5 separate regions of the Mus musculus genome follow, and regions 1, 2, 3 and 5 are each linked to region 4. A link is a loop called in an ENCODE intact Hi-C map of the cell type or tissue named here. Cell type or tissue: gastrocnemius. All regions are shown on one strand. Region 1 overlaps Rab33a (RAB33A, member RAS oncogene family). Region 2 has its middle 8.6 kb from the start of Xpnpep2. Region 3 overlaps Elf4 (E74-like factor 4 (ets domain transcription factor)). Region 4 has its middle 42 kb from the start of Apln. Region 5 overlaps Bcorl1 (BCL6 co-repressor-like 1).

Region 1 (5,000 bases), 540 kb before region 4:
CAAATATCTATCCAAAAATTACATTTCACTTAAGTTATCTTCCTTGAATCTTCCAGAATTCCTGAACAAAAGATTTCCAACCCTATTTTATAGATGAAGACACCAGGTTAACATCTTTCTGGAAGTAATGTTATCAGGAAGTACTGACATTTGAATGATAAGTCATTTTCCTTGCCTTGTTTTAGTAAAATTAGATCATTTTCTTCCTACTACTAAAGGTTTTTGGAGGTTGGGGGGCAGAGAGGTTGGGTTTTTTGGTTTTGATTGATTTTTTTTGTGTGTGTGTGGTGGTGCTGGAAATGGAACTCAGGTCTTCATGCATACCAGGCAAGTGTGCGACCGCTACCGCTACCGCTGAGCTACTCCCCAAATGAAGGGGTAGTGCATGCCTGCCATCCCAGTGTTCAAGAGACTGAGGCCGAGGAATTGAGAGTCTCAGCCTAAGCTGTCACATATTGAGCTCCTGGAAATCCTGAGCTACAGAGCGACTCACTGATTCAAAAAGGAAATAGCAATTGTCTAAAGCTGTCATTAATTCAGTGGGAAACATAAAGGCAGCAAACGAGAGTTAATCCTAACCAAGTGCCATGGCTAAATAAACCAGACTGGTCAACTGATTACTTCAAGGCAAAAGGACATGTAACTTCGGGCAGGACCATTTGGCCTGCATTTTCGACATACAGCAAGTCATAATGGTTCTTTCAGGAGAGATGGCCCGCACATACCAAAGCTGGGAAAGGGCCTTGGTCACAAAAGACTGGTCATTAAGGCTACAGTAACCTTGAATAAACAAACTCTTTGATGTAACCCTTATCTTCCAATACATTGCCACCACTTATCTCTGTAAGGACCTTAGAATTTCCGACCCTGGTCTGGAGAGATGGCTCAGAGGTACTTACATATAATAATAAATAAATCTTTAAAAAAAGAATTTCTGACCCTAGCCCAGATCACAAACTATCATGTTATTACTTTACAAATCTATTGTCCTTGACCTAAAAAGTATGAGTGCATCATGCTTTGCTCATTTCTTCAGAATCCAGTGCTGTGAAAATTTCTGTGTATATGTAAAATAAATTGAAAAAAAATCAATGATCTTGACAAGATCTTGACAAGAACTGATCTTGTCAATCCATTCTTGTATGAATTGGGGTCATTGATCTTGCCAAGGAACCCACATACAAACTAAGAAGAATAGAGCTAACCTCTTTGTCGAATAGTCTGACTCCATTCAGTGAGGTCCCTGGAAGGATATGCAGGACAATATCGGAGGTAGCTCCCCTTTATTTGGTTTTCTGTTTTTATTTTTATTTTTGTTTTATTTTATTTTTTTGTTTTATTTTTGGTTTTTCAGGACAAGTTTTTTCTGTGTAGCCCTGGCTGTCTCAGAACTCACTCTGTTGGCTGTTTGCCTCTGCCTCTGCCTTTATCTCCTGAATGCTGGGATCAAAGGTCTGTGCCACCACTGCCTGGCACCACTTTATTTGAAGTATCTTGATTTCCATGAGGGGTTGGTGGGTAGGCTCAAGGCAGCCAGGTTTCTTACCCATAAGTCTACCTAAAGCCTCTTCTAGACATCTAAGATGAAATACTTACTGGGGAAGAAATAAGTACAAACCAAAGGATGAAAGCCACTCATAAAATTCATTTCTTGTTCTGGTTCAGCCGCATCATAGCCCGTGGAAAGGCTGAGTTCCAGAGTGAGACACTAATTCAAAGGCAATCAATATGCCCCCAAAGCAACAGGACGAGTTACTTTTCCTGGCTTCAGCGTCTGCCCACTGCACAGGTGAAATGGGCTCGTTTCTCCCTGTTTGTCCACGCTGCTGCTGTGCCGTGATTCTTAGCAGAGCAGATTCACAGGCTTCCCTGGGGAGAGTGAAGCCCGAGCGATTTGACAGGGAGTAATCCCAGGACACCTCAGGCCATTTCCTTTTGTAAGGATATCCTAGCTTCTGCTGTTTGAGTGCCTGAGTTGGGACTAGGATTTCTTCTTGCTGCTTTGTGCAAACATTCAGGAACTTAGAGAACCACTTTGCTGCATTCACTAACTTCACCAGCAGGGGGCGTGGGATAGCCATGCAATCCTCCCCCTAGAGCCAATTTTGTCTCTTGCATCTAGAGTGGCTCTCAGTGTGGAAGTGTTTATACTCAGGATTAGTCTTCCCAAGTCTCTTGAAGTTAAGAGGCTCTTACCTACTAGTTTCAGGCAAACAGCCCAAGGACAATGAGCGTGACCAAAATAGTTTCATTTTTCTTGCTCAAGGCCTGAAAGGATCCACTTCACCCAGTTGAGTTCCCTGGAAACTCGAAGTGTCCCCTATTGTTCACACAGATGGCTTTCATGTTGTGGCTCTAGAAAGATAGCTTTTGCCTTTAGAGCTTGCCAGACAGCTTAGAGAAAGCGACACACAGAGAGGCATGGGGGCACCACAGGATCATCTGTGAACACTTTAAGAATTCAAATCCCTGAGCCCCACTTTAGAGCTTCTAGATAGACTGGGTTGGAATTCTGTACTGTAACTAATTGAGGTTAGCTTGAACCAGCATTTGAGAACCACTAATTCAAGAGACTCGCCAATGAGCTATTTCATCGATCCTAACAGCCCTGCACTGCCCTTAGGGACATAGGTAGCTAAAGGACTTGGATTAACCCAGGGGGGTTCGTTGTGTGAATCATTCTGAGTTCCTTGAGAAACTGGCCTTCCCCAAAGGAGCAAATACCCTACTTTTACTTAACATGCAAATAAATGGGCTGGAGAGATGGCTCAGTGGGTAAAGGTGCTTGCTCCCAAGTCTGATGATGTGACTTTCAATTCGTGGTGGCAGGAGACAATCAACTCCTGCAGGCCATCCTGTGACTTCCACACATATTCTGGCATGCTTTGTCACTCCCCACACATAAATAAATAAATAAATAAATAAATAAATAAATAAATAAATAAATAAAATGAAAACAAGTTAAATACAGTTTTTTTTCTAGCACCAGTCACTGGTGTTGAGTGTACAGTGTTCTGTATTCTTACAACATAACCCTATACTCACTGTTGTCTGATTCTTTTTTTTTTTTTTTTTTTTTTTTTTTGACACAAGGTTCCTAGGCTGCCCTGGAACTTGCTCTGTAAAGTAGGCTGGCCTTGAAGTCACAGAATTCTGCCTGCTTCTGCCTCCTGAGTGCTGGAATTAAAGGTGTACTCATCACTGCCCAGCTTAATTCTATTATTTCTTAAAGATTTATTTTATGTGTGTGAATGTTTTGTATGTACGTGCACCACATGTCAGAGGAGATCAGAACTGGGCATGCATTCCTTGAAAATGGACTCACAGACAGTTGTAAGCCATGATGTAGATGCTGGGAATTGAACCTGAGTCCTCAGCAAGAACAGCAAGGGCTTTTCATCACTGTACCATCTCACCAGCCCCCGTTGTTGAAGTCTTGTTTGTAAGTAGTTGCATTATTCTGTAACTGGGTCACGGGGCCTTTGGACAGGATGTGTCTTCCTGTAACACATATTCCATGGCATTCTTTGCATAACATGTATTATTATTAGACCAACAGGGGATAAACATCAACTTCTCATGATGAAATTGGTGGGGGGGCTGGTGAGATGGCTCAGTGGGTAAGAGCACCCGACTGCTCTTCCGAAAGTCCGAAGTTCAAATCCCAGCAACCACATGGTGGCTTACAACCATCCGTAATGAGATCTGACTCCCTCTTCTGGAGTATCTGAGGATAGCTACAGTGTACTTACATGTAATAAATAAATAAATCTTTAAAAAAAAAAAAGAAATTGGTGGGGAATGGGATTTTTGTGAAAGAACTGGGAATGTGAAGCTGCTTCTTTTTATACTTTAGAAAAGGAAGCAAGACATCCAAGCCACACACCTCGGAAAAACGGGAAATGTTAAATCCACATCTCATCTCACAACTTCAGGGTGATGCACGCCTTTAATCCTAGCACTTGGGGGGGCAGAGGCAGGAGGATCTCTGAGTTGGAGGCCAGCCTGGTCTATAGAGTGAGTTCCAGGACAGCCAGGACTAGGCTGAGAAATCCTGTCTGGGGGGGGGGAGAGACAACAAACAAACAAACATGCAAACAGACAAACAAAAGACATTTGACTGTCAAAACCCTCCTCTGTGGGTGGGGATGTAGCTCAGTGATGTAGCTTTTTATTATCAAGATGCGAGGCCCTGGCTTCTAGTGTCAGCACTCCAAAAAAAAGTCTCCTGGAAGAAAGCAAGACACAAAGCCACGTGATAATCTATACAAATTTTATTTTGATATTAGTTTGTATGGAAACAAGCAGGTGTAGGTATTATGCAGGCACAGAAAAAAGGGAAAGGAAAAACTCCAGTGGTAATTCTCGAATATTGACACCATTTGGCTTCAACAAGGACAGGAGGCTTTACCGTTAGCCTCTTGTGAGAACTCCAGTTTCTGCACCTTGCCTTGCTGCCTCTCGGCATCACGGTACAAGAGGGATTTCTGGGCCTTAAGTCGGCAAGCCAGGCACATGAAGATCGACTCCACATTCTGGCTTTCTTTGGGGTCCTTGGCTGATGTCTCAAACAAGAGCATGTTATGAGCGTCAGCAAATTTCAGGGCTAAGTTGGAGGGTACCTGGATCTGTTCCCTCAAGTCACACTTGTTACCCACAAGCACCTTGGGGACGAGTGGGGGCACAGCATGCCCGTTGCATTCCTGGATCCACATTTTTAAGTTGGTGAAGGAGGTCATCTTGGTGACGTCATAGACAAAGACCACGGCATGCACGTTGCGGTAGTAATGCTCAACCATGCTTTTACGGAAGCGTTCTTGGCCTGCCGTGTCCCACACCTGAACCTGCAACAAAAGCCCATATGTAAAATCAGAAAAGGAAACAAGAGAAAAAGCATCGTCGGAGCTGGCCAGTGGTGGCACATCCTAGCAGCGGAGAGGCAGAGATGGATGAATCTCTGGGAGTTCAAGGCCAGCCTGGTCTACTGAGTTCCAGAACAG
Region 2 (5,000 bases), 110 kb before region 4:
ACATCTTCTGCTCTGTGATTTGTAATGCCTTGCTCAGCATGCATTGCAAGTTAGCATACACACGAGACTACACTAAGCTCTGGCTTGTTCCACTGATCGGTGTCCTGTGCCAGTATCCCACAGGTTTGTTGACTGCAGTCTGTGTTGTGTTTTGATAGCTGGTAGTAAAAGCTTTACTCTATGTTTTTCAAATACTTTTTGTCATGTTACATATTTTATTGTCTACATAATCAGCTCATCAAGTGCTATAAAAACCCCTATTATTGTTGGAGTCAAGATGGCTTTAGATGTTTCGATTAATCTCAGAGACAAAAGAACCTCATTGGAACACATCTAGTTTTGTTTTGTTTTGTTTTTCTGTTTTATGACTTTCCATGTAAAGTTTCCCTGGCCACTCTACTGAAGGTACTCGTGCAGAAGTACCAATGGCTTTCATGGTGCTCCCTAATTGATAATGGGGCTCACCTTGAAATGAGGCAGGTTTTGTGACTTGTTTGAAAATGAGCAGATGGTGAAGTGATTTTCCACTTTCCCCACCCCCGTGTGGGACTTTTCAATTGGGTTAATTGATGTGGGGGGGGGGGGAATCGCTCTAAATGTCAACAGCCTCATCCCACCGAGGCCTGGACTGAGGATAGAGAAGGCAAGCAGAGCGCTAGCCCCCATTTCTCCGATTCTCAGCTGCAGATGCAATGTGAGCAGCTGCCTCACGTTCCTGCCACCAGGCCATCTGGGCCATCATGGTCTGTACCTTCAAACCTGGGGGCCCAAACACACTTTTCCTTCCTTAAGCTCCTTTTGTTAGATATTCTGTCACAGCACGGAGGAAAGTAACTAACACAAGCACGGCTCCCCTGAGGGTGTCTTCAGTATCTTCAGAACTTCTTCATCTGACTAATTACTCCTAAAGATTCCTTCTCCAAATCCCAACCCACTGGAGACAAGAATCTCCACATGAGAGTTTTAGGGGACACAGCACTGAGTGCTTAGCACACTGAATCAATCTTCAAGAGGCTATGCAAGCACTCCAACTACCCTGGGAATGTCTAAGCTTCCGGGGAGCTCAAAGCAGCTTATGAGCAAGATGGCTTGGAGAGATGGTGAGACCACCACAGGAGAGACATAGATGCTCCACCAGCACCCAACTACATTAGCTATCCTCTACCCCACCTCATTCCCCCTCCCCCAATGCCCTGGTTCTGGCCACTTTCTGTACCACATGCGAGACCCCCAAGTTAGATGATTCCCAAGCCACAGACACCTTGAGAGAGATCAGGTTAATGCCATGGTGTCTGTTGCTTAAAGTCAGTATGTTTTTCTTACTTAGCAATAGCCTTCTTAAAATAAAGGACCACTTTTAGAGTATTGATTTCACTGTGGCAGCTCACCTAAGAGAGCTCTCCCCTCCTTTTTTATCCTTGAGAGTTATTTTTAGTTTTCTCCTTGTGGCCATGGCTGATTCTGGCCAGGCATGTCGACAAGGGCCCATAATGCCAGCACTCTGGAGGTCCAGGTAGGCGGAGTGTGAGCTCAAGGCCTTCTCGGGCTGCGTTGCAACACCCTGTCACAAAACAAAACGAAATAAATCAAGACAAAGCTGACTCCATTCATGGTTGCTTCTTCCTGTCCTCTTTCTACACAGTTTGCTCTTTTCGTGATCATGTCTGAGCCTCAGGGTTCTCTCCTGATGACTAACACTTGCTTCGAGATAATCTCACTCATCTATAAGCCAACACCAACTCAGACTTCTTTCATGAGCTCTGAACTCAGGGAACAAATTGCCTACGTATGTCATAGTCAGCAAAACCATATGTGTTTGTTCCTTCATTGCCCTCACACTACCAACATGTCCCTGTGGGCCCAGATGTCCAAGCCATCATCCCGAGGGCCATTTCAGATCCCTTCCTCTCCTCCATCTCCAGGTTCAGGGAAATACCCTGTCTAACCTAGTCCATCTCTTAAATGCATCTAAAGGTTGTCAGGTTCCCGGTGTTCTCACTAACTGTTGCCACAGACCCTGACAAGCATGTCTGCCTTTATCTCTTCCCCTCCAAGCTACCCTCCACGACACAGTTGGTGGCTAATAATCTAGAGCTTTAGAACTAAATAGATCTGCATTTGTGGCTCATCTCTGCCCTTCACTGTGGCTTTAGGCATGCCATTTAATTTTCCAAGTCTTAGTTTCTTCAGCGGTAAAATGGGAACAATGATATTACTTATTTGCAAAATTGGTGCCAGCATTCATTAAAGTAATGTGTGTGTGTGTGTTACAGCATTAGGCACACAGCAAATGCTCAATACATGATAAAGGAATGTTTTTAAAATGGGATTTAGATGAGAATATGTGTGTTCATAGTAACTCACCTTCTTTGCTGAAGACAATTCTGGTCTCATGGACCCCATCAGCTGTAGCAGGGCTATGCCTGGTCTAAATAGGAAAGGTTTCATGTGTGTAGATTAGGGACAGGCATGACATGCACACTGTTGGAGAGGTCTGAGTGCAGCAAGGGCTGAAAGAAACTGACCATTCTCCAGGAGCTGCTTTTACTGGCCCAACTGGGGCCAGCACATCTGGAGCCACACAGCAGAGGGCAGCAGAGTTTGGTGCGATTGCAGCCCTCTGGCTTGGATGAGAAACCTAAAGGAAGAATCTGGGGAGTCTTAATCCCACATTAGAGTTTGGCTAGAGCTGTCCAGGGATAGCAGTTTGTTTTGGTCAGACCCCAGGACAAGGGACTGAGGTATATATTTACTTATCACAGCAGACTTGGCCTCCAGGTCCTCTGAGAATCCCTCAGTCCCTACTTGCCCTTAACCCTGAACTTTCTAACCCAGAGGCTCTTCCCTATATAATCCAGACATTTTTGTCTCCTCAAGGTCTCTCTCTCTCTCTCTCTCTCTCTCTCTCTCTCTCTCTCTGCATGTGCTCTTTCTTTTCCCCTTCTGCGCTCTTTTTCTCCCCATGGCAACTTCCCTGTTCTTGGTCCTTGAGGCAAGGGAACTCAACCTAGAGCAACTTCCCAATAAACCTGCCTTTAATATAATCGAATTTGTCTTGAGTTGGCTCAATGGCTAAAGGCACTTGTGGCATAAATCTGATGAACTGAGTTTGAAGTCTAGAACCCATATGGTGGAAATTCAAGTTGTCCTCTGGTGTTCACGTGCATGCTGTGGCACTCACTGTCACACACACAAGTAAATATATGTTTAAAGAATTGAAAACAACAAAACAAAGCTGAGGATTAAGGCAAGGGTTAGGAGACTCTCGTATTTTTCCCCCATTCTTCTCCATTGTCTTGGATGGGAATTCAATTTTAGGAACTCAAATCCTGCTAAGTGAAGTGGATTTTTTTAGTTAGTCCTTGTGTGAGGTAAATGCTGTAATTTTTCTTCTCCCATCTATAGCTTACCTGCTGTGTGACATTTCTTCATGTGTGAAGTGTCCAGTGGATGGATGGTTGGTATTCTCCTACAGAGAATTCCTGCTGACATGTGTTTTGTTTTAGGTGGCTTCTTTCCCAGCCGGTCCAGCCTCTTCTAGGTTGCCTTCCTATACCACATTGCCAGTGTGTGTCCAAGGACAGTGAGAGAAAGTGAATGTAATCCGAGTCATTGAATAATCCTCTATCCAATTGTTTTGTACTATACTGTTGCCTTTTGTTGATTAAACAGTTGTTCTGATTCATCGTCAGTCTTCAAGGGAGGTGTTCGCCCACTCATTCAGTCAGTCATGACCGAGTGCCTGCTGTGTGCCAAGCAGGATGCTAAATTGCAGGGATACAGGAAAAAAAAAAAGCATGAATGGTCTATGCCCTGAGGAAACTGCCACTTAAATTACTACCCCTCAGGTAGAACTTGGCATCTCCCATCTTCTCCATCCCCATTGCCTTAGCTTGTGAGCTCATCATTTGCCTCTGTCTTGGAAAGCTGCAGCTGGTCTGCCAGCTTCCTCCTCCCTTTCCGACCCAGCTGCACGCACACCACTTCGATGACGGAGGACAGACTCTGCTTTTGAAAACATCCCTTTCAGCATGTCACATCCTTCCCCTGCTCAACCTGCTCAGAATCCTTCAGTGACTCCCCACTTCCTGTCAAATGGGCTACACATGCCTTCACCACTTGGCCAAATTCAAGCAGCTGTAGGAGCTGATTCTGCCCTCCTTGCTGTGCACCTATCTCCTATGCATCCCTCTGCTCCAGCACAGGCCGTCTTCTCACTATCCCCATGGGCTGCCAGAACATTCCTCTTATTTATCTCTACTTATCTGTCTGTCTGTATGTCCATCTGTCTGTCTATCTATCTATCTATCTATCTATCTATCTATCTATCTCTTGTCTTCTATTTCTATCTAACAGGGTTTTGCTATATGGCTTGGAGTGGCCTCCAGCTTGCCATCTTCTGGCATTCTGGAATGACAGCACATCTCTGGCCATGAGAAGCTCCAGGCTGGGTGCTATGTCTTACAGGATTTTCCTCTCTTTTGATCTCCCTTCTCTGTGACCTTTAGTCCAAGCTCTAGCTGATGTCAGGGCCAGATAGAGATACTTTCCAGGGCGAATGCTTTCTATTGCTCATCCATCCTTTCAGATGCCATTTTCAGAGACGCGTATCTGGTACCAGAGAGTGTGGCTCGGTGTGTTACAAAATATCATGTCACAAAATTGCCATAATACTCTCTGAAGTTTATCTCTATTAGGCCTACCTTTCTAATGAGACAGGCTTGGGAAAGTTGGGTATTTAGAGTAAGGTTGCATTTCCAGAGAGGCCTGCCTAAGAAACAAGTGTTATCTCAAGAGAGAGGCCATTATCCCACAAGTGGACCATGCCACCAGCTTTTCCTCTTTTTGGCAACCTAAGGGCCAACTCTACATGCTTGTTAAGCTCTTTAACAGCTGGTTTTTAAAAAATGTATTGTTATTTATCCTGGTTCTGAATCTCTGTTTCTATTTTGTCATTGTTATAAACAACCTCAAAAATTTAAGGGAGACAGGATAAGGGC
Region 3 (5,000 bases), 420 kb before region 4:
AAATCTCAGAGCTGTCTGGTGGGCTCTGTGCACTTGACCCTGCCCCTCTCCCTCATCTCCTGTTATCTGGCCTGTCTTCATTTCCAGAGCCTCCAGCCTAGCCCATGCCTCTTAACGTCCCACTTCCCAATGTGACTTCTCAGCACTTCTCTCTGGCAGGCTACTTGCTCTGGCCTTCCTCTGCTAAAAAGCCTTCAGCGAGTCCTGGCCTGCAGACTAGGCCAGTCCTTAAACTGCTGATCCCCACCCACTCAGGATTTTCTAGCTGGTCTAGGCCTAGCTTTAGTTCCCCAATCGTGGCAGGGCCCAAGAAGTTGGGGAGCACTTGGAGAGTAAATCTTGAAAGATTTGAAGTTTGATAACAACCCACCAGGGAAAAGAGCTCGAAGTCGGTGGCATTTCACTAGTGGGTCCTCTCTGATATTCCCCACTCACCCCATGCCAAGGTACTCTTCGAGGAGTCCATGGTCTTTGAACTTGTTCCCACTTAATGCCTTTTCTTTCCTGGGTTCCATCTAACCAATATGCTCTATCCTCTTACTAACAATGGAAAACTGTGTCTCAAGATGGAATTGAGTGGGAACAGCCAGTTCTTACCTTTAATTCTTAAACTTGTAACTGCCACTTGATGGACAGGTGACTAGAAACAGCCTGTGACATCTCTGTTGTAATCACAAACTGTTACTTAGACTGTAAGTTTAGTACCTTTTATCTCCTGTGTGTGTTACCTTCTGAGGGGTAGGCACCACCGTGTCACCCACAACACTGGGCATACTATAACGCAGATGAGCATCCCTGACCAGTTACTGTTTGATCTGATGAGAGCTGGGAAGCAAACTTTTGAGGTAGCTGACCGCCGTCCTCCCCTCTCGCTTAGGCAGTTACTCCAGGTGCTTCACTGCCCAGTGCTGCCCCCCCCCCCCACAGGACCACCTCACCCTCTATCTTAACATCAAAAATTTGTATTACTTTCAACATCCCTCTGATCCTAAAGACAACTTCTTGTTCAGTTTCTTCCTTACCCAGAGTGTTAAACTAGCTAACCGGTTAACTAACCCTTGCTGACAAGCGTTCTGCAAGAGGCTTACAGGAGAACCTCAGGAGACAGATTTCCTTGAACCAGAGTCAGGTGGCAGCAATCCCCCTGCTTTTGTGATGGCCTGCCTAATGGAGTCAGGAGTCAAGTGATGGTCCTCACGTCCCAGCGGCTGATATGTGACTCCCTCCTCCTGGCTCCCACAGCACTTTGTATATACCTCTTATTGTAGCACATTGTATGTAGTTCTTTGATTGTGTTCATGTACGGTTTCCCTTCAACAGACTGTGAGCTCCTCCAGAGCAGGAGCTGTGTGCTAGTCAGTGATGTATCCCCAGCACCTAGCCACAGTGCCTGATACACAGTAGGTGCTCAATAAATGTTTATTGAAAGGCTGAAGGTGTTCAGATTCCAATTGTGGGACCTTCTGCCTTACCTGGGGGGCGGGCAGGAAGAGGACAAGTAGGTCATTCCATGCTCAGGAGCTAATAATCATGGTGGTTTTGTAATTTTGGTGTCATTTTTAAAGGTCGTGATGGGACGGTCTCATGTAGCCCAGGCTATGTGACCAAGCATGATCTCCCCCATTCTGAGATTACAGACATTCGTTGCCACACCCCTCCCATCCCCGCGCCTTATTTCGGGCTGAAGACTGAATCCAGGGCTTCCTGTATGCTGGATAGATACTCTATCAACTGAGCTACATCCCCAGCCTGGACCACAGCCCACCCATCATAACATTTCAGGCAGCTACTCCCTTTACCCACGTGTTTATCTATCATTGGGTTCGCCTGGCGCTTAGAGCTGCTTTCAACTTCAACTATGCTGTGTTGATAGGCGACTCCCAAACAACTGCCACTGCCTCCCTTCCAAGTGACTGCACTCAGCACTATATCCTTATCCCTCGGTGGGACTGAGGTAGAAATGTCACTCCCATCCTTGGACGGGAACAGTCAAATTTGTCTGCCGGTCATGAGCTTGCTGACTGCACTCAGAAAGGCAGTTACCTAGAGCTTTGAAGACTCTGGACCCAGGGTGAGCAAGCTCTTTGGGCTCCCAGTTGCAGCCAGCAGCCTCCAAGCGCTTCTGCCCTGTGCGCCGGGCATGGAAGCCAATATCCAGCAGGTGGCGCTGTGGAGCCGGAGATGGTGGGCCAGCCAGGCGGAGCCCGGGAGGGAGGGGCGGCCAGGGCGTGGCTCGCCGCTCCCAGAAGAGCAGACTAAGCGGGCGTCTTCCTGTCCCTTGGAAGTGTTCCCTGATTCTCAACTTCTGGGCGGCTTTGGTTTCCGCCGACAATCTCCCTGGCTTTGAAGCTTCAAACTTTCTCCTCGGTCCCCTTCCCTCTCCAAGAGTTCAGCAGTCCGCAGAATGTCGCCTTCCCATTGGCCAACCGTTCCCTGGCCCCGCCCCCCGCCCCCGTCTCTAGTACCTGTAGGTGAGCTAGTGGCGACTGGGCTCTCTGGCTCGCTGCGGGCTCCCTAAAGCCGCTAAAGCACGCTCCAGGCCATCGCCAACCTCTAGACAGGTCCTGGACCCGATGCTCCCTCTCCTTAGCCTGCCTTTAGCAACACTTTCACGCGCCACCGCTTTCTCCCTTGAAATGGGAGAATAATCGAGGCATCTGTTACAACCATTTGCCTGCACCTGGAGGAGACACACACACACACACACACACACACACACACACACCCCGAGCCTGGGAGGAGCACTCACCCAGCGGCCAGCCCTCCTGATAGTGGAAACTGCCACTGTAAGGGGGGACACAGGGCTAGGCCTGCTCCCCTTCTTAATCTACCAGGTCTGCCTGAACATTTGGCAGCTCTTCCCTACCCAACACAGCAAAAGAAAAGCTTCCGTGTCAGCCTTGATCTTTATAACCTGACAATAGTCTCCAGCTACTGTATGGGTCAAAGAACGCATAAGCATGAAATGTGAAAGTGCTGTTGACTCTTCTCTCTCCTCCAAGCCTCTACTCACATTGTGCCCTCATTCCAAACACCATTCCCTGGCATCTATTTATATTTAAGTATGCACCGCTCACTACCTCTCCCGTGCCATCTGCTCCAAGCATCCAGGTGCCCTTGCCCAGCCCTTTGAGCTCCCACGGCATTTGGGGCCTATCTGAATACTGTTAATCTCAACAGGGCTTCTGTAACCTCCTGACTTGTCTGACTTCTGAACCGCATTTCCTTTTTGTTCTTTTGAGACAAGGTCTCACCTATGTAGCCTGGGCTGACCTCAAGCCCCTGCCTCTGTTATTCAGAGAAGTAGAACTGTAGACATGCGTTATCACACCTTGCTTGTTTGGGTGCTGGGTCTTGCTGTATAACCCTGGCTGACCCAGCGTTCACAGGAACCATTCTGCCTCCCCCCCCCCATGTCCTTGGGACTATGGGTATGTGTCACCATGGATGCTTGCCTTCTGACTACAGGTTTCAACTAGAGGATAGACCTGAAAGTAGAAACACTATGGGGTGTTTGGGATGACCTTGTAATCAGGAAGTGGGGAGGGGAACAGCAGGAAGGCAGATTAATGCTGTACCTCCAAAAGGATGGTGTTTCCGTACCTGGGCAAACTCCAGTGGAAACACCTTGCTGAAGGATGGGTAAGGACTGCAGCTGAAGTTCAGACCTGGGGAATGTCCGGACTTTAAGAAGCCAGACACATCATTCTCCTGGCCTGCCCACTCAAGCCACAGTAAGAGGCCCAAAGATACAGCGCTTAAAGTTTATAGGATCCAGCCAGGCGTGGTGGCACACACCTTTAATCCCAGCACTCGGGAGGCAGAGGCAGGCTGATTTCTGAGTTCAAGGCCAGCCTGGTCTACAAAGTGAGTTCCAGGACAGCCAGGGCTATACAGAGAAACCCTGTCTCGAAAAACAAAACAAACAAAAAGTTTATAAGATCCAGAGCTTCACAAAGTCTCACCTCGAACAGATTCTGGGGCCTGCAAAGACCTTCTGCCACAGTTTGTCTTAAAGAGTAATCCTAAAACTAGGAACAGGTGTCTTGCCTTATAGTTACGTCATTAAGTGGCAGGTGGGGAATTCCACAGTATAGCCAGGTGGGTAGTGTCAGCCCAAAGAGGAGTCAGCAGATTATTTCTGACTGAATTGGGAGAATCCTAACATCCAGCAGCCAAAGGGTCCCTCTTCTACTCCTGTTACTCTAGTCCAAGAATGCCCCTTCTACATTTCCAAATCAAAGCAACCCCAAGTTGGACTATTTTTCCCTCAGGTGGGCAGGGGCCCTGGAACATGCCCCTTTCCAGACCAAAGCTCTAATTTGACTTGCTCCCCCCTCCCCTGCATCTCTAGGGACTACGTAACTCCCCCAAAAAGCCACAAATGGGAAAAGTGAGGACAGGAGACAAAGGCCCTGACACGGGTTTTTCAGTATGCAAGTGTTTTTGACTCCACAGCCAGTTGCTTAAAACGAAACATAAAGGGCAGCCAGAATACACACCGAAATGCAAAACAAAAAAGAAAAACAAAACAAAAGCAAACCAAAAAACCAGAAAACAAACCACACAGTATCATAATTTCCAACAAAACAAAATTGAAATCCACCCCCCCAACTTTATATATATATATATATATATGTATATCTATATATATAATTTTGTTGCCGTTAAAAAGGGAAAACAGTTGTTCAAAACCAATTGGGTAGGATGATGGGGCTGTCCTACAGAAGGGGACTCAGAAATTCCTCTGGGAACAAAACACACACACACAGTTAAAAGAAAGAACTCTCCTAAATGGGTCAGGAGCCCCCAGAGGACAGATTGTCCCATCCCCAAACTGGCTTTTTTTTTCCTTTTTTTTGTCTTTTTTTTTCTATTTTCTTCTTTGTTGTAGTTTAGCACCTGTACAATAAAACTGTACCATCTCCATCCAGAGCCAACCCCAGCAAGGCCCTCCTGCCTTTGGATGGTACATACTCTCTACAAGGATTGTTCGGAAA
Region 4 (5,000 bases):
TACCGGGGCTTCCCTATGACTTCTCTGTCCTTGCTGCGAATCTCTTGCCATGTCTCCTGCATGACCCTCTCTTTAGATCATTCATGGGGAAGGGCGGGGATTGAATATGGGGATCTTGTTCAAGTTCATTTTTGTGAAGACTTACTAAAGAATCTTCTCCTATCAGAAGAGGCTTTCCAAAATCTTTTCTCCATTCAAGGCTAACCTCCCGTAAGGAAATCTTTCTGTACTGCTTACTGAGCTGGTGATAACACAAGGTATAGCTGATGTCTACTGATGTTACTATGTACTATTAGTACATGGTACTGGCTCATTTTCTTCTACTCTGTCTAATCCGATCCTCTTAGTCTTAGAGGGAGGGGTGGTCATCCCCACTCTGCACCCAGGGAAACATGCTCAGAGAAGGGAAGTGACGTATCTAGACTTGCACCGGGAGCATATGGCCTAGCTGGAGAGCAAGCGCTTCTGATTCCCAGGCCTTGCTGCTACTCACTGCTCTCTCCTATTCCCAGAAGCTTCACACACACACACACACACACACACACACACACACGCCCCATCATAACCTTTCTTCAATCGCTCTGAAACAAAACCAAGATAAGACTTGAAAGGGACTTTCAATTTAAGTGTTGTATTTTCTGCAAGGGCTTTGATGGGGAGGGATGGTCGTTTTTAACTAATCAAAACTTTACCAGGTCTGGTGGTGAATGCCTTTAGTCCTAGCACCCAGGAGGCACAGGCAGGTGGATCTACATGAGTTCGAGGTCAGCCTGATCTACAAAGTGAGTTCCAGGACAGCCAGGGCTACACAGAGAAACCCCTGTCTCATAACAAAGTCAAACAACAACAACAACAACAACGAAAAACCTTACCTCTTCTTCTTTAGACAGGACTCTAGAGTTAGTATTAATTGTATACATATGCAGTGCATATATAATCTCATCTAATCATTACTACATCCCTGAGATGTGTGTGTAGTGTACAGACAAGGTAACTGAAGCTCGGAGGTTTTTGTTTTTGTTTTGACATGCAAGGAAAATGCATTTGGTGAACTAATGCAACCTGCTTTCTTCATCCCAGGACGCTTCTTACTCACTAACGGGTCCCTACTAATCCTTTCGCTTCTCCCCTGGCAATTTGGTATGCTAGGCCTTGTGATCTACAATAGCTGAGGCTAATAATGGTGCTTGCTCCTTAATCGCCAGTCTCCAGTACTGCAGTTAAGGCTCAGCACGGTGCTCAGTGGGTATTTCCCAGACAGTGTGTGAGCAGGGCTTCTGGATGCCCTGGAACTGGCAAACAGGTCTCAGAGCTTTCATTGGCTCCTCCCCTTGATACAAGTGGAAAGTTGGGGACATCCTGGCTGGCTAGACATCTGCTTGGTTTGCAGGTCTGCAGCTCCTCCTGCCTCAGTGTATATATGAGAACAAGGCGAGGGGAAACTGGCCAGGGCTGGGCACTGAGCACTGTGGTGGGGCCCGTGGACGGCATATTGTTTTCCTGCCATTAAGGAGCCACCTCAGAAGATAGCATGTCTGAGTTGTTCCATCCACGAAGAGCGGCCCTAGGGACAAAGATCTCTGGGGATCCTCTGGAAGGAAGGATGAAAATGTATAGTAGAGATGGATGCTTGTGTGCGTGCGTGTGCGTGTGCGTGTGCATGTGCGTGTGTGTTCTTCTGATTCCCCTGGATCCATCTTACCTTCTTCTAAGAATCTCTACAGACCCCTGCCTCCTCGAAGTTCCTCCAAGGCCAGGCTGGCCTAGCACTGGAGGGAAAGAAGACTAGGATATGGGTTGCCAGGTCCTTCCCAGCGTCAGGCCTACAAGGGAGGCAGGTAAGGCTTCGGGGCACTGAGTGCTCTGATGTGCACACTCGGAGCTTGGCCCTGCACCTGCTCAGGTTGCACTTTTGAGTGAGCAGGGACCCCCCCCCCCCGTTAGTTTCCTACCCCAGGGCCTCACTTGCCAGAACTCTCAGAGGCTCCATTGGGATTCCCAGTATAAAAGAACCTTTGGAGTCCTTCGGTGCTGAGGATGTAGGGATCTGCAGGCAGTCTTGCATCAGACGGGCGACTCTTGCAAAGGCACCCAGAAAGAGAAGCCTCCAATCTGTATCCCAACGTCAGGCAATTTTCTGAGTGAGAGGAAGGCCGGGCCATGACAAAGGAGATCTGGAGAGCTTGAGTCCCGCTCTACCAAAGCACCTTGATGCCTTCCCTCCATCTGCAGTTTAGGGACAGTACCTCCCTCTTAGAGCAGCAGTGAGGACACAGGGTCTTGCCTGCAGAACTCTGGACTCCAGACTTACTGCTACCACTCACTGGTTCTCTGACTTGAAGAAAATCTCCTAACCTGCGATTTGGTCCTCACAAGCCAGAGGATGCATTGCATTTCCTGGAAACAAGGAGTTAAATAGAAATAGGGAGATTTCTCTCCACTGTGTGAGCAGAGGCGATTGAACCAACTGCTTTCTTAAGGTTCCTTCCTGTTTCCTGTTTCCATGATTTAAAAACAAAGCAAAACAAAACAGCAGAAAATCTCTTTGAAACTGAAGCCTAGAGCCAAGTCAGGTTTCGGCACCATTTCCCCTTCAGCCCCGCCCACCAGACAAAACTAAGCTTATACTGCCCTCTGGTGCCCACTACTGTTACTGCACCCACTTCTACTGGCCTGTGGAGGCTTCGGCTTCAGAATCAATACTTCATTCATTCGCACCTCTTGGTTCATTCACGCCTCACAGTTTTATTGATTGCTCCACGCTGGCCAGCAGCAGTGCTGTGTGCACCGTGACAACAAAGATGAACAAGACTTAGATACTTCCTTTAAGGGCTACTCTTCTGTAGGAGAAATAGATTTTAAAATGATAATTTCATTGATGTTTATTTGTGCGTGCGTGTGTGTGTGTGTGTGTGTGTGTGTGTGTGTGTGTGTGTGTGTGTGTATGTAGTTAGTTGCGCGTGCATTTATATGCTGATACATCTCGTTGACCCACATAGGTTGCTTTAATAGGAAAATGAATGTAAAGGGCCATTTAATGCTGGGTCAGGTTGTGCTTGGCTTCAGGGAGGCAGGGATATGGAGGAGAAAAAGGAATGCTTTTCAAGCTTCATTTTAAAGATTACACTGTTGTTACCTTGTTATTCACTCAAGGTAAATTATTTTAAAATTAAATTAAAAGCTATCATACTAGTTGATGGATTTCATTATGGAATTTTCACACACACACACACACACACACACACACACACACACACACACAGTCATTATCTGTTGTTATTTTTCTCTCTCCCAAATACCCCACTCCTTTCCACCTGCCCTCCTCTTTCTGATACCCTCTTTCCCCTGGGTAGTTGTTGCCTCTTCAGTTTTTGGGTCACCTGTACCCCACTACTCTTTCTACCTTCCTCCCCTCCCTTAATACCTCATCTCTCAAGTCTCCTATGCCCGTCCTCACACACATGGGACATTTACACCTGTACTCCACATATGAGATAAAACAGAAAGGGTTTGTCTTTCTGAGTCTGGCTTGTTCTACTCAATGTAATATTCTCCAGGTCCTCTCCACTCTCTCAGATCATGATCTCAAGCTTCTTCATAGTAGAATTCTATTCTATTCTGAATAGAATTCTACTATGTCTACTGTACTATTTTTCCCATTTACATGTTGTTGGGAATTTAGACTGGTTCCATCTTCTGGATATTGTGAATGATACGGCAATAAATATGGTTGTGCAAGAATCTAAAGGATGATCACTGAGAGTCCTTTGGGCACATACTCAGGAGCGGGCTGGATTATTTTGTTGTCTTATTTTCAGTGCATGGAGGAACCTCCATACCAGTTCACACCCCACACACTATTTAAGGCTTCTCTCCCCATATTCTATCTAGGATTAAAAAAAAACCCTTAGTTTTTATTTTGTATGTATGGGTATTTACCTGCCTTTCTGCATGTGTACCGTATGCATTCCTAGTACCCGTGGAGTCTAGAGGAAGGTGTTGGATCCCTTGTAGCTGGGGTTACATAGGTGGCTGTGAACTGCCACATTGGTACCTGGTTTTCGGTAAGAACAGAGAGTGCTCTCACCACTGAGCCATGTTGCTAGCCCCAAGATTTGTTTTGTAATAGCCCCTCTAACTGGGTTGAGATGGAATCTCAAAACCAGTTTTAATTTGCACGTTCCTGATAGCTAAGGATGCGGGATACTTGTAAAACATATTTATTGGTCATTTGTATTTCTTGTTTTGAGAATTGGCTATTCATTAGTTCATTAGTGCGCATATTAATTGAGGTGAATTTGAGGGGGTTGGTGTTTACTTTATACATGCTAGATAGCCATCCCCTGTTGTCTAATGGATAGTTGGCAAAGACTTTCTCCAATCCTGACTCTGGTGATTGTTTCTTAATTTTATGCAACCCAGTTTGTCAGTTCTCCGTATTGAGTCCTGGACTATTAGTGCCCCTTAACGAAAGTCGATGCCCAAGTCCCTGTCTTTTACCTATGCTTTCCTATAGCAGTTTCAAAGTTCCAGGTCTTACGTTAAGGCCTTTTATCCACTTTGAACTTTTGTTTGTATTAGGGTGAAGGATGAGAATCTAATTTCATTCTTTTACATGTGTGACCTAGTTTCCCCAGGACCATTTGTTGAAGAAGTTGACTTTTTTTTTCCTAGTGTATGGTTTTGACACCCTTGTCAAAAATCTGGTAGCTTATAGGTGCTTTGGTTTATTTCGGGGCCAGTCTTCTGTTCTAATCCTTTGGTCTATATGTCTTTTGTTGTGTGCCAGTGGTGGTGGTTGCTGGATGGATGAGTTTGAGTTCTTCCAGTTACTGGTATATGTAAAAGCAAAGAAGCACATTTGGAGGAGTATAGGGCATTTGGTCTGTTGGGGGCATAATGTGGATTCAGGGTAACAGAATGAGATGAAGACGAGGGCCAGGAGGCATTAAGGCAGAGATAGGTCTTGTGTGTCCCGTGAGAAGCTTGGACTTGATTCC
Region 5 (5,000 bases), 390 kb before region 4:
CTCAGAACTGTTTAAAGATGGTAGTGTTTTCTGCCTACTAACCTACTTCCTAGGGAGGCCCAGAAACGGGCAGAAAGCAGTTACTCAGAGACTGCAAGACACATTGACAACCTAGGCCTCTTCCTCAGGCAGACAAATTTGTTTCATGTCCTGATTCTGGCAAGGAGGACCACTGAGTCACCTCTCATAAGTCTTTACTGTAAAATGACTGGAATATAAGTGCCTACCTCTAAGAAGTACTTGGGAATTAAGAGCACCAACAGGAGAGCTGGAGTAAAAGCAACTTTGCCATACAAGCATGAGGATATGAGTTCGAATCCCCAGAACCCATATAAAAGCTGGACTTGTGATACAAGTGCCTATAAACCCAGTACTCTATGGGAAGATGGGAGGTGGAGACAGAAAAAAATCCATTCCTGCTTACCCAGTGCATGCAGCAGAAAAACAGAGAGACTGTCTCAAACAAGGGACCTACACCCGAGCTTGTCCTCTCACCTCTACACACAATATAAGCACATACATTAAATAAATAAAAAGTGACAAGAAGAAAGAGGCGGCCAGAGCCAAGCACGTGTCTGTACTCTCCCAGTGGCTCCTATCAGTCCTGTAGTCTATGGGTTTGGGATAATGGATTCCCTGGCATGCCAGATCACAGTTGGTCTGGCTTTCCCTCTAGTTCTCTCATTCCTGTCTCTGCCTGAAGTGCAAGGATGCATACTGACCCTCAGAGAACACTTTCCGTTATCAAAGCCTGTCACAGACATTGCTTTTGTTCCCCCCAAGTACTCCTGTGAGACAGAAGGGGCAGGGAGCATCAGCTCCATTTAAAGATGAGCAAATAGACTTGAGTGTCTTGTCTAAGCTGCAACAAGGATTCACGGGGGAGGAAGAGGTGGGCAAAGACAAGCATCTATCCCTCACTGGTATCATTTGGGAATTCCTACTTGAAAGCCAGACAGAAGAATAAGAGCTGTAACTAACCAAACCAGCCCAACGTGGTCATTTGATTTTCTGTTGTCAATGGCAGATACCTATCACAGGTACACGCTGGACCTGCAACTCACTTCCTTCAAAGGACTATGCCATTCTTCTTTAGCGGTACATTGTAGAATCTGACAGCGCTGCAAGTGTTATGAACCGCAGAAGCAAATGAACTGGTAATTTTGAAAAGGGTTCAAAGAATGCTTGCCTGGCTAACTGCTAAGTACCCAATTCATTCGCTGCTAGGCTTCCTCCAGAGGCAAAGGAACAGGGGACAGGATGGAGACAGCAGCTAACCTGGACCCTTAAACCTTGGTCTAGGTAACAAAATCCTGGCTTCAACAAGTTACACTCTACCTTAGTTGTCTCAGAAAGTCAGACAGGAGCTTCTTGACTGGATGTTAACAATCTGTTCAGGCTAATACCCTGCCATATTTAAAAATGAGGTACAAGGATTGTTAGGGAAAAGAAATCAGGGGTCAAACCCCATAATTAACTATAACTTCAGTTTCCACTGTTTGAATGTGTCCCGCGTTTCTAGAATACTTTTAGAATACTTTCATACAGCTCAGTGGCCCCCTCCCCCATCTACTTGTTTCCTTTGCCCTCTGGGAGAGAATTACAGCTAGACAGACGTGCTAGAAAGTCGGCCTCTCTAGCCCACGGTCGTCATATTGGTCCCTTTGGTGGCTACATACCCTTGCCTCTTCTGAGGCGTTTGCCATGTGCTTGGTCTTGCACTTTCGCTTTCCTGACGGCTTTTCTGGGTTTTCAAGGCAGGCTGGCTCCTCCAGGTTATCTGGAAGGAAACCGTTTGGTGAGTCCGAGATCCCCTGGGCTTTGCTGGACAAGAGAAGGTTCCTGTTCCTGAGGCAGTGCTCTGAACTTTGGGAGGAAGTCTTCTGCTTACGGGCCTTTGAATCTGAACAAGAAACAGGAAAGAACGACTGTCACAGAAATGGAACACCATCCTTTAGTGCTTTACCATGCAAATTCCCCATCTATCCGTGGGAGGCGCTTCCCAGACCTGCCAGCAGGGGGCAGCCCATCTAACTGGCCCCCAAAATGCGGGTCATTTTGAAAGGATCTCCCCATAGCTCAGAGCAAACCAGAATCTCTTTTCAGCCTTTCTCTACCCCCTCCCTCTCCAAAATCAAAAGCAACTTGGCAGTTTTGCTGAAGTATCAATCAAGTACAGTGGGGTTCAAGTACAAAGTGGAGGGCTAACTTTACGAGCTCAGTTCTCCTCACCTCTAACTGCCTGTCAGTTCCTGTCTGAAGATACCAAGGTAAATGCAACAGACACTCCCCAGCGCAGTATAGGCCTACTTGTGTGTAATGGCAGAAAGATACTGCCTTCCCTGATTGGAAATCAGGTAATTGGTATCACAGGGCAACAACATGTGTCTAAAATTGTAATTTCAAAAAGGTCTACTGCAAACTCCACTAGCAAGAGCCTCACCCCATAGGGTCTGCCTTAAACCTCTTGTGTAGGTGACATAAACCATTCACTTGTATCGATTGGCAATGGAGATGCATGGCTTGTGTGTGTGGCTATGTCTGTATTTGTAGGTGCTGTAATGAGCAGTTACAGAGGTCAACATCAGGTGTCAGGCCCCTCCCTCCACCTTGTATTGAGGGAGGGTCTCTCTTATTTGTTGCTGCACTATTTATTATATGACTTCAGTGCAAGCTCTAGGGGGAAGGGGTATCTCCGTCACAAACCTGAACACCAAGCCTAGCACACAACAGATCAGTAAGGCTATGAATGAAGTAGCTGCAACTTCAGTTTCTACCATGTGTGAAATGAAGAGACTGGAATCCCAGAGTTCTCAACTCACTGCCACCCCAAACTTGAAATGGACTCTCATCTGTAAAACTGCCAAAGGCAGATGCAGATGTAGGAGTCTCTATTCAAGACCAGTGAATTGGCTGGGGTGGGAGGTAGCGCAAGCCTTGAATCTCTGTGAGTTGGAAGACGGCCTGGTCTATGTCGTGGGTTCCAGGACTGCAAGGACTATGCAGACAGAACTTGTCTCAAAACAATAACAACAATAAAAGGAAATTGCACAACTGGCTGTAGCTTATGGATTTAGGAAAGAAGCCCTAGCTATCATACTATCCTTCTTCCACCTAGTGTATTAGTGGGTCCTCACAATATGGCCAAGAAATGCTGTGCTACATGGTCTCTGACACTTCCAGCAAGAACATTCAAACTCAGGTCTTTTTACCCCATTTTTAGTCTTTTTAAAATGTTTTCCCTCTCTCCAAAAACCTAAAACACAAACATGAAAAACAAAAATGAATCAGCATGGCAAAAAAATATGAAAACAAAACAAAAAGCCCATTAAAAAAAAACATGGAGTATGTTTTGTGTTAGCCAACTACTGTGTGCATTCAACCTGGACTAGTGTGTGGTTGATATACCCAGCGACACTCATTGAACAAACCCAATTCTCACTTGCCCAGCAGGTATCCCTGCTCCCTTTTGTTCTGAGACAGAGTTTCTCTGTAAAACCCTGGCTGCCTGGAGAAGCACCTGCCTCTGCACCCTGAGTGCTAGGGATTCTGCACTGCTTCTTTTATTTTATTTTTAGAGACAGGGTTTCTCTGTGTAGCCCTGTCAGTCTTGGAACTCACTCTGCAGAGCAGGCTGACATGGAACTCAGAGGTCGGCCTGCCTCTGCCTCCCATGTCCTAGGATTAAAGGCGTGCGCCACCACCTCCTGGCTTGTTTTATAGACATGGTCTCAGTATATGGTCCTGGATGACCTGAAACTCACTATGTAGACCAGGTTAGTCTAGAACTCATAAAGATTCGCCTACTTCTACTTCTTGAGTGCTATAATTAAAGGCATACACCCACCATACTCAGCCTTAATCCAGAGCTTCTGACCCAACAAGAGGGTTAAAGCAAGAGGAAGAAACAGAACTGTGCCTTGTGAAAACCGTGGAGAGCACGGAAAACCACATCTCGGAGTTCAATAAAGAAGGAAATAAACAGGCATCTACTCCATGTAACCAAGGGCAGGGCAAACTCTGGAGTGTACTCAGTTGCAGAAGAACCAGAGCTTTATGCTAGCCTACAAAAGCACAGAGTGTGCAGGGGACAGGTAGGCACATGGAAAGAGCTGTTTCTACCTCTTTCATAGAATGAAAAGGAAGCGAGCCAAGCACAAGATGAAAGGAGAGGCCATGAGAGTTAGAGAGGAGGGTGATCTACCTGGCTTGTCCGTTTCCTACTTCTCTGACCCTGGCCTGAAAGCCAAATAGTGTAGGTAAGGAGACTTGAGCTTTCTGAGGAGGGGCGTGCTTGTCAAAACTCACCCCCCGGCCCGGGGTTAGAGAGATGCCTCCGTGGTTAGGAACACTAGATGCTCTTCATGAGGACACGGGTTTGATTCCCAGCACTCACACAGAATCACAATGATCTGTATTGCAGTCTGGAGGTTCTGGTGCCCTATTCTAGCCTCCTCAGTAAGTGCCTGCATGTGCTGCACAGACATACATACAGGAAAAGCACCCATAAACATAAAAAAATCAATAAAAATATATTTTAGCCGGGCGATGGTGGCGCACGCCTTTAATCCCAGCACTTGGGAGGCAAAGCAGAGGCAGGCAGATTTCTGAGTTCGAGGCCAGCCTGGTCTACAAAGTGAGTTCCAGGACAGCCAGGGCTATACAGAGAAACCCTGTTTAAATATATATATATTTTTTTTTAAGAAATTTCTGCATGAAAAGATTTGCTAACACCAGTGGCTTCAATGCATAGCTCCCAAAAATACTCAGAGAGGGAGAATGACCTACTTCTCAATAGTTTGGGCTGCCCTTAAACAAGCAAGATACCTTGATCACTGGTATTCAGTATGTTACTGCAGATGGTCTAGCAACGGCTAGCTAAGCCCCTATCATGCATGCTGTGGCAACGTCTATCTCAGTGTTATGGACTAGCTAGCAAATAGGTCCAGGCAACTCCAAAGAGGTCCTTCTGACTGAAAGAGCTAGTATCATGTGCCTTT

What was found. Hi-C counts contacts between places; a loop is a spot of excess contacts. Peaks named below come from ENCODE experiments on the same cell type or tissue, not always from the same donor. Only the 100,000 strongest peaks of a DNase experiment are listed, where the experiment ranks them.
Region 1: a loop joins it to region 4, with 5 times the contacts of the local background. A loop is called at or near these places in 12 of 42 quality-filtered maps.
Region 2: a loop joins it to region 4, with 2.9 times the contacts of the local background. A loop is called at or near these places in 8 of 42 quality-filtered maps.
Region 3: a loop joins it to region 4, with 5 times the contacts of the local background. A loop is called at or near these places in 30 of 42 quality-filtered maps.
Region 5: a loop joins it to region 4, with 4 times the contacts of the local background. A loop is called at or near these places in 9 of 42 quality-filtered maps.

Annotation. Positions count from the first base shown.
Region 1 is chrX:48,529,493-48,534,492 of GRCm38, reverse strand. It overlaps Rab33a (RAB33A, member RAS oncogene family), which reads right to left. Exons shown (of 2, transcript NM_011228.2): 2 at 4,253-4,844. The coding sequence ends at 4,389. Among named protein-coding and RNA genes, the nearest start is that of Rab33a, 13 kb to the right of the region's middle. In gastrocnemius, a CTCF peak has its summit at 2,078 (motif pointing right); a DNase peak (open chromatin) is centred at 2,059.
Region 2 is chrX:48,097,649-48,102,648 of GRCm38, reverse strand. No RefSeq gene overlaps it. Among named protein-coding and RNA genes, the nearest start is that of Xpnpep2, 8.6 kb to the left of the region's middle. In gastrocnemius, a CTCF peak has its summit at 2,583 (motif pointing right); a DNase peak (open chromatin) is centred at 2,595.
Region 3 is chrX:48,407,481-48,412,480 of GRCm38, reverse strand. Elf4 (E74-like factor 4 (ets domain transcription factor)) reads left to right here. Exons shown (of 9, transcript NM_001381876.1): 9 at 1-1,431. It also overlaps a transcript of Bcorl1 not described here. Among named protein-coding and RNA genes, the nearest start is that of Elf4, 44 kb to the left of the region's middle. In gastrocnemius, a CTCF peak has its summit at 2,157 (motif pointing right); DNase peaks (open chromatin) are centred at 2,175 and 2,420; H3K4me3 peaks cover 1,051 bases; H3K27ac peaks cover 1,191 bases.
Region 4 is chrX:47,990,444-47,995,443 of GRCm38, reverse strand. No RefSeq gene overlaps it. Among named protein-coding and RNA genes, the nearest start is that of Apln, 42 kb to the left of the region's middle. In gastrocnemius, a CTCF peak has its summit at 2,638 (motif pointing left); a DNase peak (open chromatin) is centred at 2,636; H3K4me3 peaks cover 459 bases; H3K27ac peaks cover 482 bases.
Region 5 is chrX:48,380,825-48,385,824 of GRCm38, reverse strand. Bcorl1 (BCL6 co-repressor-like 1) reads right to left here. Exons shown (of 15, transcript NM_178782.4): 9 at 1,680-1,903. Among named protein-coding and RNA genes, the nearest start is that of Bcorl1, 42 kb to the right of the region's middle. In gastrocnemius, a CTCF peak has its summit at 2,017 (motif pointing right); a DNase peak (open chromatin) is centred at 2,014.